Linked DNA regions of Mus musculus: region 2 is linked to region 1. Evidence: chromatin loops called from intact Hi-C (ENCODE). Cell type or tissue: heart. All regions are shown on one strand.

Region 1 (8,000 bases):
AGTTTTGGGACCTTACTCTATGGTATCTATACTATTTCATATCAAAAATACAAAACCGTGTCTTCCTGGCTCCCAATTATTATCCAATTGAATAATCAACCCAGAGCAGTTAAGGAAGCGAGTCAGGTGCCCAGAAGTAGGTATTGCATCAAGGATCGCAAGTCTCCCAGGTCAGCATTGGATTGAGACTTCAGGGCTTCCTCCCACTATCTGCCCTCTTCTGGTGACCAGTTTTAGTGTTTGACAGTTGAAACAAGGCAACAATTTGAAGGAAGAACTTAAAAAAAAAACAAAAAAAAAAAAAAAAAAAAAACCTTGTGCTTGTGCATATAGGTGTGTGTTCACATGGGTCTGTGCGTTCATGTACCTGTATAGATGTGTGTTAACATGGGTCTGTGTGCTCATGTCCCTGTATAGGTGTTCACATTTGAAGGCAGGAGGTCAATGTCACATGTTGCTCCTCATGTGCTATTCACTTTATCTTTTCAGACAGCATGTCTTACTGGGCCAGACCTCACTGAATAGGCTAGGCTAGCTTGCCAGTGAACCCCAGGAATTGCAAGCACATCCTCACTAAATCCTACCACACATGACATTATTTTTTTTTAAGAATGAACTTGAGAAATTGTGCATGTGATCTCCCAGCCCCAAATATATATATATATTGCATTGCACACAACACTCAGTTGGACTCCTTAGGTTTTGAAGTTAGCACACTACAGATGTTTGAGAAGGATCATGTATAAATGATGGAGAGATCCGTCTCTGCTTCCAAAAGAAACTTTCCTTGTTTCTCCATAGTGGCGTTCTAACAAAGAGCCCTTTGAAAATCAACTTCTTGTGTGTGTGTGTGCGTGCGTGTGTTGGGGGGCGGTTGGAATCTCTGTCCTATCCTGCTGAGCCTCACTTCTTTTGCTTCTGTCTCCTTAGCCCAGTTGGAGCTTAAGGAAAGGTTCACCTGATGCGCACGTTTCTTCTTAACTGAGACAGGCTCATATTTAAGGTTCTTAAGTTTTGAGAGAATCCAAACTTATAAAACAGATAAATTACCTTGTCTAGAAATACCAGAAAAAGGTTTTTCGTCAGATTACAAGGCTGAGTGCAAACAATAGGTGATTTGAATTGGAATTCATCTGATGTAACACTGCTTGACAGAGAAAATAGAAGTTAAAGCTAAAAGGTTCAGGCAACTGAGAAAAGAAAGGGGAAGTTCCTTTGAAACCAGAATGCATGTCAATACGAAAGTGGAAGGCATCCGAATAAACAATAACCAGAGAGAAGCTCTGGTCCACTGCTTGCGGTCGGTCTTAAGAATATGTTCGATATCACTGTAAAAGTCCCCAAGAGAAGCCATGCACCTGAGAGCTTCATGTGAAGTGTTTGTCGCATGTGTTTGTATGTGTACAGGTGCTCTTGTGTATTCATAGGTGCACAGAGGTCAGCCTCAGCTCTCATTCCTCAGGTGCCATCCACCTTGTGTTTGAGACAGGGTCTTCCATTGGCCTGGTGCTCACTAGGAAAGCTACACTGGCTGGCCACATGCAGTGAGTCCCTGGGATCTGCCTGTCTGTCTGCCCAACATTGGGATTATAAACCTACCATCATGACCAGTTTTTATTTTAAATGTATGTTCTTGGGAGTAAAGTCAAGTCCTCATGCTTGCACAACAAATACTTTACCCACTGAGCTGTCCCCTCAGCCTGCAAAAGGTTTTAATCAGAAGTTTTATCACAGTCAAAATATAAGGTTGTCCTTAAGTAGTTTTGATCTGTAACCTTTCATGGTAATGAGGTCTAATTGTTAGGTTTTCCAAGATGCTCAAGGACCCCATCAAGTTAAATGTTTTTCCTTGGCTTCCTATGGGGCTTCTCCATTGCTTCTTGTAATGGGGAAGCCAAGAAATCTTGGATTCCTGTGAAGCCAGATAGAGTTTGGAGCCTTCAGTAAACATGACTTGGACTCTATATTCTGCTGTGTGTACAAACAGAGGTAGTAGAGTTCAAACACATACATGTACACACACACACACACACACACACACTAGCTATCCTGGCAGGAATGGGGCTGCTCTAAAACTGAACTGATGTCCATCTCTGTGGCTGTCAGAGTCCTGAAATTCAACCCCAAGGAACTGGATTATCCTCAGGAGGGGATGTTATGGAGTTATGGCAGCTTGTTAGAACCCCTTGTAGGAGAGACGAGCTGAGACAGTGCAACGTCAGTCATGGATGGGACCACATCTTGACTAGGATTGCTTAGCTGTGCAAACCTCTCAAACTCGTATTCTCTATGTATGTGTCTGTGTATGTATTATTTGCATCATTTACATGTGTTTATTTTTATATGTGTTTTAACCGCATGCATGTAAGGGCAATGTATGGTATGCCTGGTACCAAGGAGGCTGAAAGAGGGCATTGGATTCCCTGCAACTGGAGTTGTGATGGTTATGAGCCAAAATGGGTACTGGGAAACCAACCCCAGGCTTCTGAAAGAACAGTACTGCTCTTAGCCACTGAGCCATCTCTACAGCCCTGCACCCTGTGTTTAAACCTAGACCTTAAGTCAGGACTCCAGAGATGGACTCAGGAGGCCACTGGATCTCTTTGTTCTCCTTTTCCTAGGCCACACTTTGCAATGCTTCTATTCTGCTTTTCACTATGAACTGTGTGTTTAGCTGTATTGGGTATTGGGGTCAGGGGAACCTGTCAGGACTCAGAAGCAATTCTGATTTCAATTCATTAACCCTCCCACAGCCCCCTGAAAAGTTTCACAGCAAGTCTTTGAGCTTCACTTGGAGCAATAGACCTTTAATTCCTCCTTGGTATTAAAAGTGTTCATTGGATTTCTTTCCTCCCTCCCTCCCTCCCTCCCTCCCTCCCTCCCTCCCTCCCTCCCTCCCTCCCTCCCTCCTTCCCTCCCTCCCTCCCTCCCTCTTTCCTTCCCTCTTTCCCTCCCTCTCTCCTTCTCATCCCTCTTTTGCTTGAAGCTCCTTGAAACCTGGTATTCATGAAACAAAAAACAAAACAACAACTAAAACCAAACAAAACCAAGAACCAATGGTGTGGTGGACCATTTTCACACATTGTGTTCCCTCAGTAGAGATGGAGCTGTTATATGGTGGACTTCTCTGATATTTGTCCCCCCCACCCCCATGGTTGTGTAAATGTCACTCTGGTTCTCAACTGCCCTCACATTGTTTTTGTTGTGTGTTCTTTCTCTTGTAACCCCTCCCACCCCCACCCCGAGTTTGAGTGTACACATGCACATCTCAGGAGCTGGGATCACAGGCACCTGGTCACCACAGTGCCTTTTTGTTTCTGTTTCTGTTTTAAGCGTAGAATCCAGGGATGAAACTCAGGTCCTTGTGTTTGCACTGCCTGTACTTTCCCTTACTCACTGTGTCCCCAGTGTTCTGACTGTCATTGGTTAACCGCCATCGGGCCATGGCAGGAAGCCATTCCCTCACACAGCAAACATTACCATGGCTATTCCATGGCTTCTGCTGTTGAGACAAACACTTGCTTTACAGCCTCGTGGTTATTCTAATTATAGGAAATAATTTAAGGGTAGTCACACATGGCTCCAAAAGTTCTTACTTTCCTAGTGTCTGTCTAAGGCTATCTATCTTGAAGATATAAAGAGTAGAATGGAATATTTCTTAAATAAAAAGAGGACCACAGAAGTAAATTTAGTGCTTCCTTCAGAATAAGAATAACGTATATGTGATAGAGGCTACAATCTTGAGGATGTTAAAGAGAAATTTAGGATCTCTATAGATGACTTTTATTTTTATTTTCCTTTAAGATATATGTATGTCTCCTTTTTGTTGTTTGTTCTGTCTCTTGTGTCTAGTTCCCTGTGTTTCAATATACCCATGCACACTGCACAGGCATGCAAAACCAGAGGACAGATTTGGACACACACACACACACACACACACACACACACACACACACACACAGGCTTGTTGGTAAAGGGGTTGTCAGTACAAGGATGAAGACCTCAGAACCCATATTTAAACAACCAGACATGGTATCAGTGCTTATGAACCTAACCATGGTGAGGGTGAAACAGGACAGCTAGTCTAGCAAAATCAGTGAGCCCCGCATCAAAGCAAGAGGCCTTGTCATAACAAATTAGTTAAATTAAATTAAGAATAAGCTACATAGTAAGTTAAAATAAATTAGTTCATTTAAACTAAAAAATAAATTTGTTTAAACAAAAAAGAAGTCATGAATTTGAAGGAGAATAGGAGGTAGGGAAGGGTGTATGGATCAGAGAGCCTGGAGGAAGGGATGTGAAGGAAAGGGAGAAATGTTGTAATTAAATTATAATCTCCAAAAATAGCAGACATTTATGGTGGTCATTGCCTCACACACACCACATATAACTAACTAACTAAATAAATAAATAAATAAGTAACAAGTGACTGTTGAGTGTTCACCATTAAGTAGGGCACCCATGCCACCACCACCCCTAAACGCTAAGAGAATATCTCAGAAGTGGGGGTGGGGGTGGTGGTAAGCGCTAATGGGCAGGGAGGAGAGCCATGACCAGTTGTCTGTGGGCATGACTTGGCTGTAGTACTCACACAATTGAAATTTCTGCCAAGTACCTGCACAAGACAGAGTCTGTAAACATTCAGTTATCATTACAGATAGGCAAGGAGCTCATTGGGCATTGTACTCATAAGGGAGCTAAAGGCAGTCAAGGGCGAGAGAGCAGTCTGTGTCGTTATCTGTGTGGACAATGGTGACTTACTCAAGCTCCAGTAGACAGCTGCACACCTAGGCTTATAAGCGTGGTCCTTGTTAAACCCCATAGTCCACAAAATAAAAACCAAATCAAGACAAGAAGACATGGAAATGGGACGGACACTTGGTGGAAGGAAGATAGCGGAGATTGGACGGATGAATGTGATCAGAATGTATTCTAAATATGTATGAAAGTATCAAAGAATCAAATAACTAAATAAGATGCTGTAGCTTAATATACTGTGTTTATACTTCTGCTTTCAATACAGCAATTCCTTTTCAACCTACAAGACTATAGCTCTTGTAAATGTGGGTACAGTGCTTAAAAAACTCAAAATGTTTTCCTGTGCAGATCTTTAATCTAAAACTCGGCACTTTATGTGAATTTGAGATTCAGTAATTAAGTGAGTCTTAAAGAAATTAAAAACTCTCCATGAACAGTATTTCTTGGCTATGATAGAAATGACCTAACCACTTTCAAAATATCTCTTTCTGGCCCCTTTCTCACTGTGTGTGTTTGTCTGTGTGGTATATACAGGTGTGCCCCCGAGGGAGGGTGTCTTAGTCAGGGTTTCTATTCCTGCACAAACATCATGACTAAGAAACAAGTTGGGGAGGAAAGGGTTTATTCGGCTTACACTTCCATACTGCTGTTCATCACCAAGGAAGTCAGGACTGGAACTCAAGCAGGTCAGGGAGCAGGAGCTGATGCAGAGACCATGGAGGGATGTTCCTTACTGGCTTGCTTCCCCTGGCTTGCTCATCCTGCTCTCTTATAGAACCAAGACTACCAGCCCAGAGATGGTCCCACCCACAAGGGGCCTTTTCCCCCATGATCACTAATTGAGAAAATGCCTTACAGTTGGATCTCATGGAGGCATTTCCTCAACTGAAGCTCCTTTCTCCGTGATAACTCCAGCAGTGTCAAGTTGACACAAAACTAGCCAGTACAGAGGGTATGCCCGTCTTGTGTGTGAGTGTATATGGAGGCTGGAGATTGATGACAGGTTGTTTCCTCAACCACTTTCCACATTATTCTTCTAGATGAGGTCTTTGAGCATGGAGTTCATGGATACAGCTAACCTAGCAGTCAACATGCCCAAGGGCTCCATCTGTCTTTTTAACTAACTCAGCCATGCGGCTTTCCCAGTGCTGGAGTTACAGATCTGAGCCACAGCACACTGGATGTTTATGTTTATGGGTGGTGGGATCTGAACTCAGGTCCTCAGGCTTGTGCTGCAAGCGCTTTTACTGAGTGAGCCATCTTTCCTAACCTCACATCTGTTCTTGTAGGACATCCTTTCTGAAGAAATCGCTGGTTAAAATGAGGCCATGACTGCTGCGTGGCATGGTAGAGAAGGTTTTTATAGTGGATCTGAGGGAGAGTTCACAGAGGCATCTGGAAGAGGCCAGAGAGGGAGAGAAACTGGTAGACTAAGCATGGCCAAGAGAATGGGTCAGAACAGGAGAGGAGGTGCTGGGGTGGGGGCCACAAGAAAAAAGACCAAGAAAGAGAGGGGGAAGAGAGAGTGGGCATACAGTCCAAGAGCAAAGAGGACCAGGAGAGAGAAAGGGGGGGGAAGGAAGGGAGAGGGAAGGGGGAGGGAGGGAGAGGGAGGTGGAGGGAGAGGGAGATTGAGAGAAGAAGGAGGAGGAAGAGAAGGAGGAGCAGGAGGTGGAGGAGGAGGAGAGAAGAGAGAAGAGAGAAGAGAGAACAAACAGCAGTGGGGTGCATGGCCAAAATGTCAGGTTCTACAGGAATGAGAAGCTGGAAACTTTAGGGTAGGGGTCTGGGTGAGAAGGGCTGAGAGCCTAGAGGCCAGCATATGCTTTGGTGTGCTAATAGGCAGGCAGTTAGCCACTTGTCCCCAGTTTCTTCTGCACATGTGGGGGTAGAAAGCACACATATTTCCAAGTTGTGGAAGATAGGGTACAGGCTCTAAGGGTGAACTGTGAAAGAGGGAAGAAAGCGAGACCAAAAAGGATCAGGGATAACCTTGAGCCAAACTGCCACTTAGGGAAGAGAGGGACAAACACGAAGCCTCCTGGACCTAAACTTGTATTTCAACGTCTTACAGGAAGTTAGAAAACCTTATGTCTGCAGTTCATTGTCACTCAAAGGACAAGTTTAAGCACAGCTCTGAGTGGTAACAAATGGTTTGCCAGCTGAGGCATGGCTGACCCACACTTCTGACATCCGGACACTAGGTGGCGCATGTCTATCTTTGTATCTAAGGCAAATCTTACCATAACTGGCAAGAATTTCACCTTGTAGGATGAAGATAGTCTTTGCCAAAGCTGATGGGCAGATTGGGAAGAAGCTAAAGATTATGCTAGGAGTGTGTTGCTATGGGCAGAGTGTAAAGATGGTCTTAACTGTGTTGTTTGTAGGAGTGCTCTACTTGAATCTATTCTTAGATTAGGTTACTTCTCATAGGCAGCTAAGGTTAATCCTCACTACATGGTTGGCTCTGTTCACAGAGTTTGGGAAAGTATGATCTTGTTCAGAGACACACATGGAACTCCATGCATAAAATTCTAAACACAAAGAACAGTAGCAGCAAGATTCAATAACTTATGTTAGTTACTGCTCTTGCTGCCTAGACAAAATACCTGACAAGGGCTGCTGAAGAAAGGAAGGGTTTTGTTCCCAATTCTAAGAAGGGGCAAAGTGTCCACACTTTGGTTTTCGTTCTTCTTCAGTTTCATGTGTTTAGCAAATTGTATCTTATATATTGGATATTCTAAGTTTCTGGGCTAATATCCACTTATCAGTGAGTACATATTGTGTGAGTTCCTTTGCAATTGGGTTACCTCACTCAGGATGATGCCCTCCAGGTCCATCCATTTGCCTACGAATTTCATAAATTCATTCTTTTTAATAGTACTCCATTGTGTAAATGTACCACATTTTTTGTATCCATTCCTCTGTTGAGGGGCATCTGGGTTCTTTCCACCTTCTGGCTATTATAAATAAGGCTGCTATGAACATAGTGGAGCATGTGTCTTTCTTACTAGTTGGAACCTCTGGATATATGCCCAGGAGAGGTATTGCGGGATCCTCCGGTAGTAGTATGTCCAATTTTCTGAGGAACCTCCAGACTGATTTCCAGAGTGGATGTACAAGCTTGCAATCCCACCAACAATAGAGGAGTGTTCCTCTTTCTCCACATCCTCGCCAGCATCTGCTGTCACCTGAATTTTTGATCTTAGCCATTCTGACTGGTGTGAGGTGGAATCTCAGGG
Region 2 (8,000 bases), 800 kb after region 1:
GGCAGATGATTTTGAATTCTACGTGAAAGCTGGTTGAGAATACGCTGGCCTGAAGAGCCAGCTCGTATCCAGCATCCTCCACAGTTCCTACTGGATGGCTTTTGCTGTGCCGTGAGTTTCTTTTCCAAGGTAGTGTTGTATGGAAAAGCAAGCAGGCCTGCCTTCAAGTTTGTGCCTTGAATTCTGGCCTCGAGTCCTCACAACGATGGACTGTGGTCTGGAATTGCAAGCTGGAAGAGTCTCTTTTCCTCCTCTGAGCTGCATTTGCTCAGGTTGTTACTCACGGCACCATAGTGGAACCACAACAGATGCCAGGGCACTGCTTCGTGCCTCTGAGCTGCATTTGCTCAGGTTGTTACTCACGGCACCATAGTGGAACCACAACAGCACTGCTCCGTGCTTTCTTAGAGTCTGCCCATCTACTCTGTAGCCACGAGTCAGATTGAGCTAGCAGCCAAAGAATGCATACAGCCCTTGCCGCTCAGCTTCCCAGGAACTCCCTTCAAGTGCAGACCAAAGGCTGGCCCACTGTTCACCTTCTCATAGCACTGCCTAAGCCAATATCACTCTAAATCATCCTAGGGTATCAGCTATCAGGCCAGCCTGATGTCCAGTGGTGTTACTCAAGATGGCTTCTCCTTGGCTGTTTGCTCTGTCCTGCCCTACTTTGCTTGCAGAGTCCTCTGCTTCCTACCTAGTCCTCTCTCCCAGCCTGGTGCTCCATGCCCCTTGTGGCCCTGTGATGTGGTGTGTCCCCTCCCCACTTTGAAGGCACTGGCTTCTTATCATCCAGTCGTCTCTATGAATTAAATCCTGCACGTACGGGGAGACAAGTGCCCAGGATATACAAAGAAGTGCCACAACTCAACAACTAAAAGATAACTGAATTTAGGAATGATCAAAGAACTTCAGTCAGTGTTTCTCCTAGAATTACATAGAAATAGCCTATATGCTCAGGAAAAAAAAATACTTAGCATTCAGGGTCATTAGAGAAATGCAAACACAGACCTCAAGGCCCCTGACAGTAGATGGACCATCAGCCCTGAACTTTATGTCTAAAATAATTCCCTTGTAGTGAGAATGTCACAACAACAGCCACGGGCACAGGAACCTGGCTGGTCATATTGCATCTTAAGACAGAAGGTAGGTCTAGGCTATAAAACTCAAGTGACTCACTTCCTCCAGGAAGGTTCTACCACCTGAAGATTCTAGAGCCTTTCAGAGCAGTGTCACTACCTGGAGATGAGTGGTCAAATGCTGAGTATTATGGGAGACATGTCACATTCAGACATAATCACTGTCATATTAGCTGGGGTTCTAGAGGAACAGGACCAGTGGGGCCTGTCTGCTCACTTCCCCGATTGCTGAAGATGAAGGCTGAGTTCCATGATGAACTATGAGCAAACTGGAGATTCAGAGGCTGGAGTCAGCACAGTGTGAACTCCTGAGAGTCAGAGAGCTGATGGTGTGGGAACCTCTCCCGGGAATCAGGAAGCCCTTGCTCAAGGGGTCAAGCAGAACTAGCTCAAGCCCCCTCTGCTTTTAGACTCTATCTAAGCCTTCAATAAACTAGATGACCTCACATACCCTCGAGAATCCTTTATTCCTTCCATCCACTTATTCTGGTGTTCCCCTATCTGGGAACACCCTCACAGACACACCCAGAAAGGAACATTTAACCACCTATCTATGGATCTAGTGGCCCAATCAAGACAGCACTTAAAATTAAACCATCCTAGGCACAGAAGAACAACAGAAATCAAGAATCACAATGATATGCCACTTCAGCATGCTGGGATATCCTAATGAAAAATAAAGTCTGGCTGAGGAGATGGCTCAGTCAGTAACGTGCTTGCCTTGCATGCAGAAGACCTGAACTAAATCCACCAGAACTCACATTTTAAAAAAAGGCATGTCAGCTGAGGGGGTGGACACAGGAGGATTCCTGAGTCTTGCTGACTGGCTAGCCTAGACTATTAGGTAAGTCTAGAGTCAGTGAGAGATGCCTTCTCATAAGAATGAGGGGAATGTATGCCAGTGCCTGGCAAACACATAAGTGGATGCTCACAGTCATCTATTGGATGGAACTCAGGGCCCCCAATGGAGGAGCTAGAGAAAGTACCCAAGGAGCTAAAGGGATCTGCAACCCTATAGGTGGAACAGCAATATGAAATAATCAGTACCCCCAGTGTTGTGTCTCTAGTTGTGCATGTAGCAGAGGATGACCTAGTCGGCCATCAATGGGAGGAGATGCCCTTGGTCTTGTGAAGATTGTATGCCCCAGTACAGGGGAATGCCAGAGCCAGGAAGCAGGAGTAGGTGGGTGGGGGGAGGGTATAGGTGACTTTCGGGATAGCATTTGAAATGTAAATTAAGAAAATATCTAATAAAAATATTGTTAATACATGCTCCACTATGTTCATAGCAGCCTTATTTATAATAGCCAGAAGCTGGAAAGAACACAGATGCTCTTCAACAGAGGAATGGACACAAAAAAAATGTGGTACATTTACACAATGGATACTACTCAGCTATTAAAAGGAATGAATTTATGAAATTCCTAGGCAAATGGTTGGACCTGGAGGGCATCATCCTGAGTGAGGTAACACAATCACAAAAGAACTCAAATGATATGTTCTCACTGATAAGTGGATATTAGCCCAGAAACTTAGTATACCCAAGATATAAGACAATTTGCAAAACACATGAAACTGAAGAAGAACGAAGACCAAAGTGTGGACACTTTGCCTCTTCTTAGAATTGGAAACAATCACCCATGGAAGGAGTTACAGAGACAAAGTTTGGAGCTGAGACAAAAGGATGGACCATCTAGAGACTGTCATATCCAGGGATCCATCCCATAATCAGCTTCCAAACGCTGACACCATTGCATACACTCGCAAGCATTTGCTGAAAGGACCCTGATATAGCTGTCTCTTGTTAGACTAGGCTGGGGCCTAGCAAACACATACGTGGATGCTCACAGTCAGCTATTGGATGGATCACAGGGCCCCCAATGGAGGAGCTAGAGAAAGTACCCAAGGAGCTAAAGAGATCTGCAACCCTGTAGGTACAACAACATTATGAACTAACCAGTACCCCGGAGCTCTTGACTCTAGCTGCATATGTATCAAAAGATGGCCTAGTCGGCCATCACTGGAAAGAGAGGCCCATTGGATACGCAAACTTTATATGCCCCAGTACAGGGGAATGCCAGGGCCAAAAAGTGGGAATGGGTGGGTAGGGGAGTGGGGGGGAGAGTATGGGGGACTTTTGGGATAGCATTGGAAATGTAATTGAGGAAAATACGTAATAAAAAATATTTTTTAAAATGCTGTTAATAAAAAGCAAAACAAAAGAAACAAAAAAAGAATGAGGTGAATGCTACCTGAGGAATATGTGTGAGATTTCCCTTTGGCCTCCACACAGATCAGGGTTCTATGTGTGCTAAGCGAGCGAGCGTGCTACCACCTGAGCTTCATCCCTAACCATACAAATAAAATTTAAGGAAGAAAGAGTGTTATCCTCCCAGGAGTGAGATGCCAGTTTAAACTACTCCCAACTTCTGTAATTCCCTCTCAGAACGGCAAATGTTAAAAAGATTAGTGATACACATGTTTTCAGAGGTGTTGAGAAATAACTACCATGCATTATTACGGGTACAAAAGTGAAGGGACACACTCCCTCTAGAAATCACCTGGGCAGCAAACCACAACGTGCAGAGGCTGGCAGGGTGGCCCAGTGAGTATAAAGGCACTTGTTGCTAAACCTGAAAGACCTACTCGGTAGAAGGAAAGAACTGACTCTGAAAATTGACTTCTGATCTCCACATGGGTGTGTGTGTGTGTATGTGTGTGTGTGTGTGCGCGCACACACACACACACACACACACACCAGACTGGAGCAGCTGTTGCTCTTGCAGAGGACTTGGATTCAATTCCCAGCACCCACTTTGGGCTCCACACAACTGCCACTTCCTCTAGCTCCAGCGTTTTTTGATACTCTCTTCTGACTTTCGCAGGCAGATACACATACCTAAGCATTTTTTTTTATCTTAAAAGTTTTTAATAAGTAAAGATGTATAAAAATATGAAAAATGCAACAGGAAGGGTCCCAGGGTGACACAGTAGTCCTCCTTCCTGCCGTGGCCACCATGCACTTTTCTCTTCCTGGTTTTTCTCCTCACTTTCCTAATCGCCACTATATGCCTCAAGGGAAGTCAATAAACGGGCAATAATTCCCTTAAACTCTGTGAAATTAATTTCTTTTTGACTATCGGAATTGGCACTTCAGAAAAAACCTAGATGCCTTAATAATTAAAAAGAAACCTTAAAAGTTCCTCCTCTGAAGGTTCATGGCTATAAAAGTAATAAATGAAGCGCTCAAAATGCTGTGCTGTGGGTCGGGCTAATAATCCCAGCCTGCAGGATTCTGCAGTTTAGTCAACCATCAGCATCCGTGCTGCCATAGCGCCCCCTGCTGGCCAAAGGCAAGCAAGTTTTAGTGGGACTGTCAAGCCCTATGAAGAGGGCTGTCTTTTGCTAAAGATCTCAGTGTTCCCTCTCCAGCCTTGGAAAGGGGTGTGTGTGTGTGTGTGTGTGTGTGTGTGTGTGTGTGTGTGTGTGTGTGTGTGTAGAGCAAGCGCTCTTAGCTGCTAAGCCATCTTTCCAGTCCAGCCCTCCTCCAACTGACTTTCATGTTCCTTTTGTTGCTGCCGTGCCCCACTGCATTTAATTAGAGCTGACTGTGTGAGCATGGGTGGAAAGCTATTTGCTTGAGCAAGACCATCCTGTGACGTTCTTAATCTCAGCTGCTGGCATTTGCGCCCTTCGCTGCCCTGCTGCTTGGCTGTTTGTACCAGAATCCCTCCAGAAACCCACCTCTGTTCCTCTTGCAGTGTCCCCAGGCTGCTGCCCCTATAACCCACGGCCCTCAGTTCCTGCACTCTAAGTGACCAGCTGGGTCCTCAGTCACTACCCCATCTCAGCCACCATTTTCAGTCCCACTGATCTCACAATTCCAGGTCTTAAACTAAGATCTGTGGATGAGACAGTCTAAACACTATCCATCTGGCTGCCTATTCAAACTGCAGATTCCTGGGGCTTGTGAATAAGATCTTCTGAAGGGCTGGAGCCAACAATTAAAACTAGTGTGTGTGTGTGTGTGTGTGTGTGTGTGTGTGTGTGTGTGTGTGCTGTTTGTCTGTCTGTGTCTCTGTATCTCTGTCTCTTTTACGTGTGCGCGAACACACGCGCACACACACATTCCTTGGTTTTTTGGCCTGTTTTTTGTTGTTGTTGTTGTTGTTATTGTTTGTGTTGTTTTCAGTTTCTCCAGACCACATGATTTTCTGTAGAAAATTTCTGTGGCTTGTAACCCTGTGAATAATTAGTGTAAAACACTCATTCTTGCCTTCAAGGCTTTGGGCAAATTATTCAATATATTTTACATCCCCTTCCTCTTTGAAGACTGGCTATGTCTCCTGTCCCACTGAGGCCAGGTGTGGCCATGTCTGGCTTTGGCCACTGAGTTGTTGCTTGTATCAGTGATGCAGGCCACCTCTAGGAAGGCACTAGCACACTTGTCCCATACTGTACTTTCACAGTATTGATAGCATCTGAGACACAGCTGTTTCTTCAGGTTACGCAGGACAGACACCAGGGAACAGAGCTGCTGGCTGAACAGAAGAGAATGCAGTACGCAGGGTAATTCGAGAAAGAAACCAAGGTGCCACTGTAGCTTCAAAAAGCTTTTGATACTACATCTAAGTCTGCCTAGGCAAGCTGACACCAACACTCACAGTTTACAACACTAGTTTCTATTGCTTTCTACATCCATTATTTTTGTGTTGCTGTAAGAAAATACCAGACCAACAAAGAGGTTATCTTGGTTCCTAGTTTGAGGGCGCAATCCGCCATGGTGGGGTAGGCATGGTGGCAGGAGTGATGCGGCTGCTCACACTTCATCCACAGTCAGGAAGCAGAGGGGTGAACGCTTGTGCTTAGCTCACTTTCTTCTTCTATTCAGTTCAGAGTCCATGAATATGGTGCTGCCCAGAGCTGGGGTGATTCTCCCCACCTCAGTGCATACAAACTGGATCATTCCTCACAGGCACCCCCGAAGGTCCGTGGTTCCAAATCCTTTCAAGTTGACAGTCAGCTTTAACCTCCCCAGCTCCTAACACTTTGTTAATCTAGTTCCAAAACACCTTGCCCCTAGGATCTCACAGACCTGCCCAGTTTTACAAAATTGTTTGCTTTCTTCTCCCCTGGACTTCTCAAAAACCGACCTTCACCTTCAGTGTCTACTCAATGTCACCTTCTGGATTAATGGTTCTCCACCTGAGGGCTGCGGCCCCTTTGCAAGGGTGGCTGAGACCGTAAGAAAACACTGATTCCTAACAGAAGCAAAATTAGTTATGAAGTAGCAATGGGTATACTTTTATGCCTGAGGGCCACTCCAACACAAGGGACAGTATTACAGGGACACAGTATTAGGAAGGTTGAGAACCACTGTTCTTCATGCAGCCTTTCTTTCTTCACGATGGCTGAGAATGCCCCCTCTTCTCGATCATCTTCCAAGGCAACATCTGCAACCCATTCACTGTTGTTGTTTTCGTATGTTTTTGTACAACGTGCATCTCCAAGAGCATCCATCCCTTGACACTGAAGCATGTGCCATTCACTGAGGGACTCCCCGAAGCTTCTCTGATACGTGTTCCCCCTACACAGATGTGTTGGATTTAATTACCTTTCTCAACGCAAGAGCTGTTATTTAGTATACACATAATATTTGTACAGGTAGATTTCAAAGAACATTTACCAGAGCCATTGAGCAAGCAGAACTGAGAGGTGGGTAATGTTATTTATAATAGAAAAGATGCCTAGTGAGTCAGAGGTAACTCAAGGTTTCTGTCTATCTTTCTGTTTATCTCTCCCTGTGTGTCTCTCTCCCCTCCTTTCCCTAATTACACATGAGAGGTCATCTGCCAATAAATAAATAAATAAATAAATAACCTTCACCTTTATCTCTTGCTCTCCCGTGAATATTCCAAGTCGTCTTTAAGATTTAATTTTACGATTAATTGTGTGAGGCTATGTGTGTGGACGTGCTTATCGCAGCACACTTCTGACAGTCAGGGGACAGCCTGTGGGAGACTGTTTTCCTCTCGTGTGGGTCCTAAGAGCTCAAACTGAGGGAGGGCATCAGAGTTTGGTGGCAAGTACCTTTACCCACTGAGCCATCAATCCAGATTTAATGGGTACCAGTGGGAAACCCAGAGCAGAGGCTCATTCTGTGTGCTCCAGGATTGCCAATGACCTCTCTCTGGGCTCTGTATTATTTAAATTAGCCAGCCTTCTAGTTTAAGGGCAATGGGACAATGATTTTTCCATTTCTGACTGAATTATCTAGCCTATGTTTTTTACATTTAGGAAAAGGTACATCCCCACGTAACACTTCAGACTCAATTAATTCTAATTCCCGTTTCAAAACAAATGTGCACAGAATCCCAGCAGCAAAGGGAGCCTCATTCTCAATGACCGGTAGCTGGGACTTTTATAAAGCTCCCTTCTGCTTCTAACAACCCGATGCCCTCCCAGACATTTTGGCCTTAATTGGGAAGCTGCTTCAGCTGTTTTGAGTCGATTTGAAAAGGATCGGAGATGTTACTTTTGGACTGCTTACCAGTATTATGCTACATGGTATTTTACTGCAAACTGAAGATGCTTTGTACATATTAGGGGCTGAAAGTTGCTTTGCAGAGCACTCCACGCCTGCTGAGAGAGCTATAGAAATGGATTGTCTCTTCAGAGTCCTCATTATCTCAGGAGGAGAAGCATTCCTACTGTCAAAACCTCAAATGACACACACAACAGAAAGACATCCGGCTTTTTGTCAATCACTAAGTCAGCGTTTTTTCTAAGCCATGTTCTCTGGGATGGAAATATCTCTGCACAAGACAGCAAAAGAACAAGAGCTCGCTGATCAAATACATTTAA

Evidence for each region. A loop is a pair of places that touch in the nucleus more often than their neighbours do. Peaks named below come from ENCODE experiments on the same cell type or tissue, not always from the same donor. Only the 100,000 strongest peaks of a DNase experiment are listed, where the experiment ranks them.
Region 2: it touches region 1 in a loop (6-fold over the local background); 10 of 42 quality-filtered maps call a loop at or near these places.

The regions. Positions count from the first base shown.
Region 1 is chr1:126,407,048-126,415,047 of GRCm38, reverse strand. All of the region lies in intron 4 of Nckap5 (NCK-associated protein 5), which reads left to right. Among named protein-coding and RNA genes, the nearest start is that of Gm35562, 370 kb to the right of the region's middle. In heart, a CTCF peak has its summit at 6,953 (motif pointing right); a DNase peak (open chromatin) is centred at 3,437.
Region 2 is chr1:125,604,092-125,612,091 of GRCm38, reverse strand. No RefSeq gene overlaps it. Among named protein-coding and RNA genes, the nearest start is that of Slc35f5, 47 kb to the right of the region's middle. In heart, a CTCF peak has its summit at 4,470 (motif pointing left); a DNase peak (open chromatin) is centred at 4,481.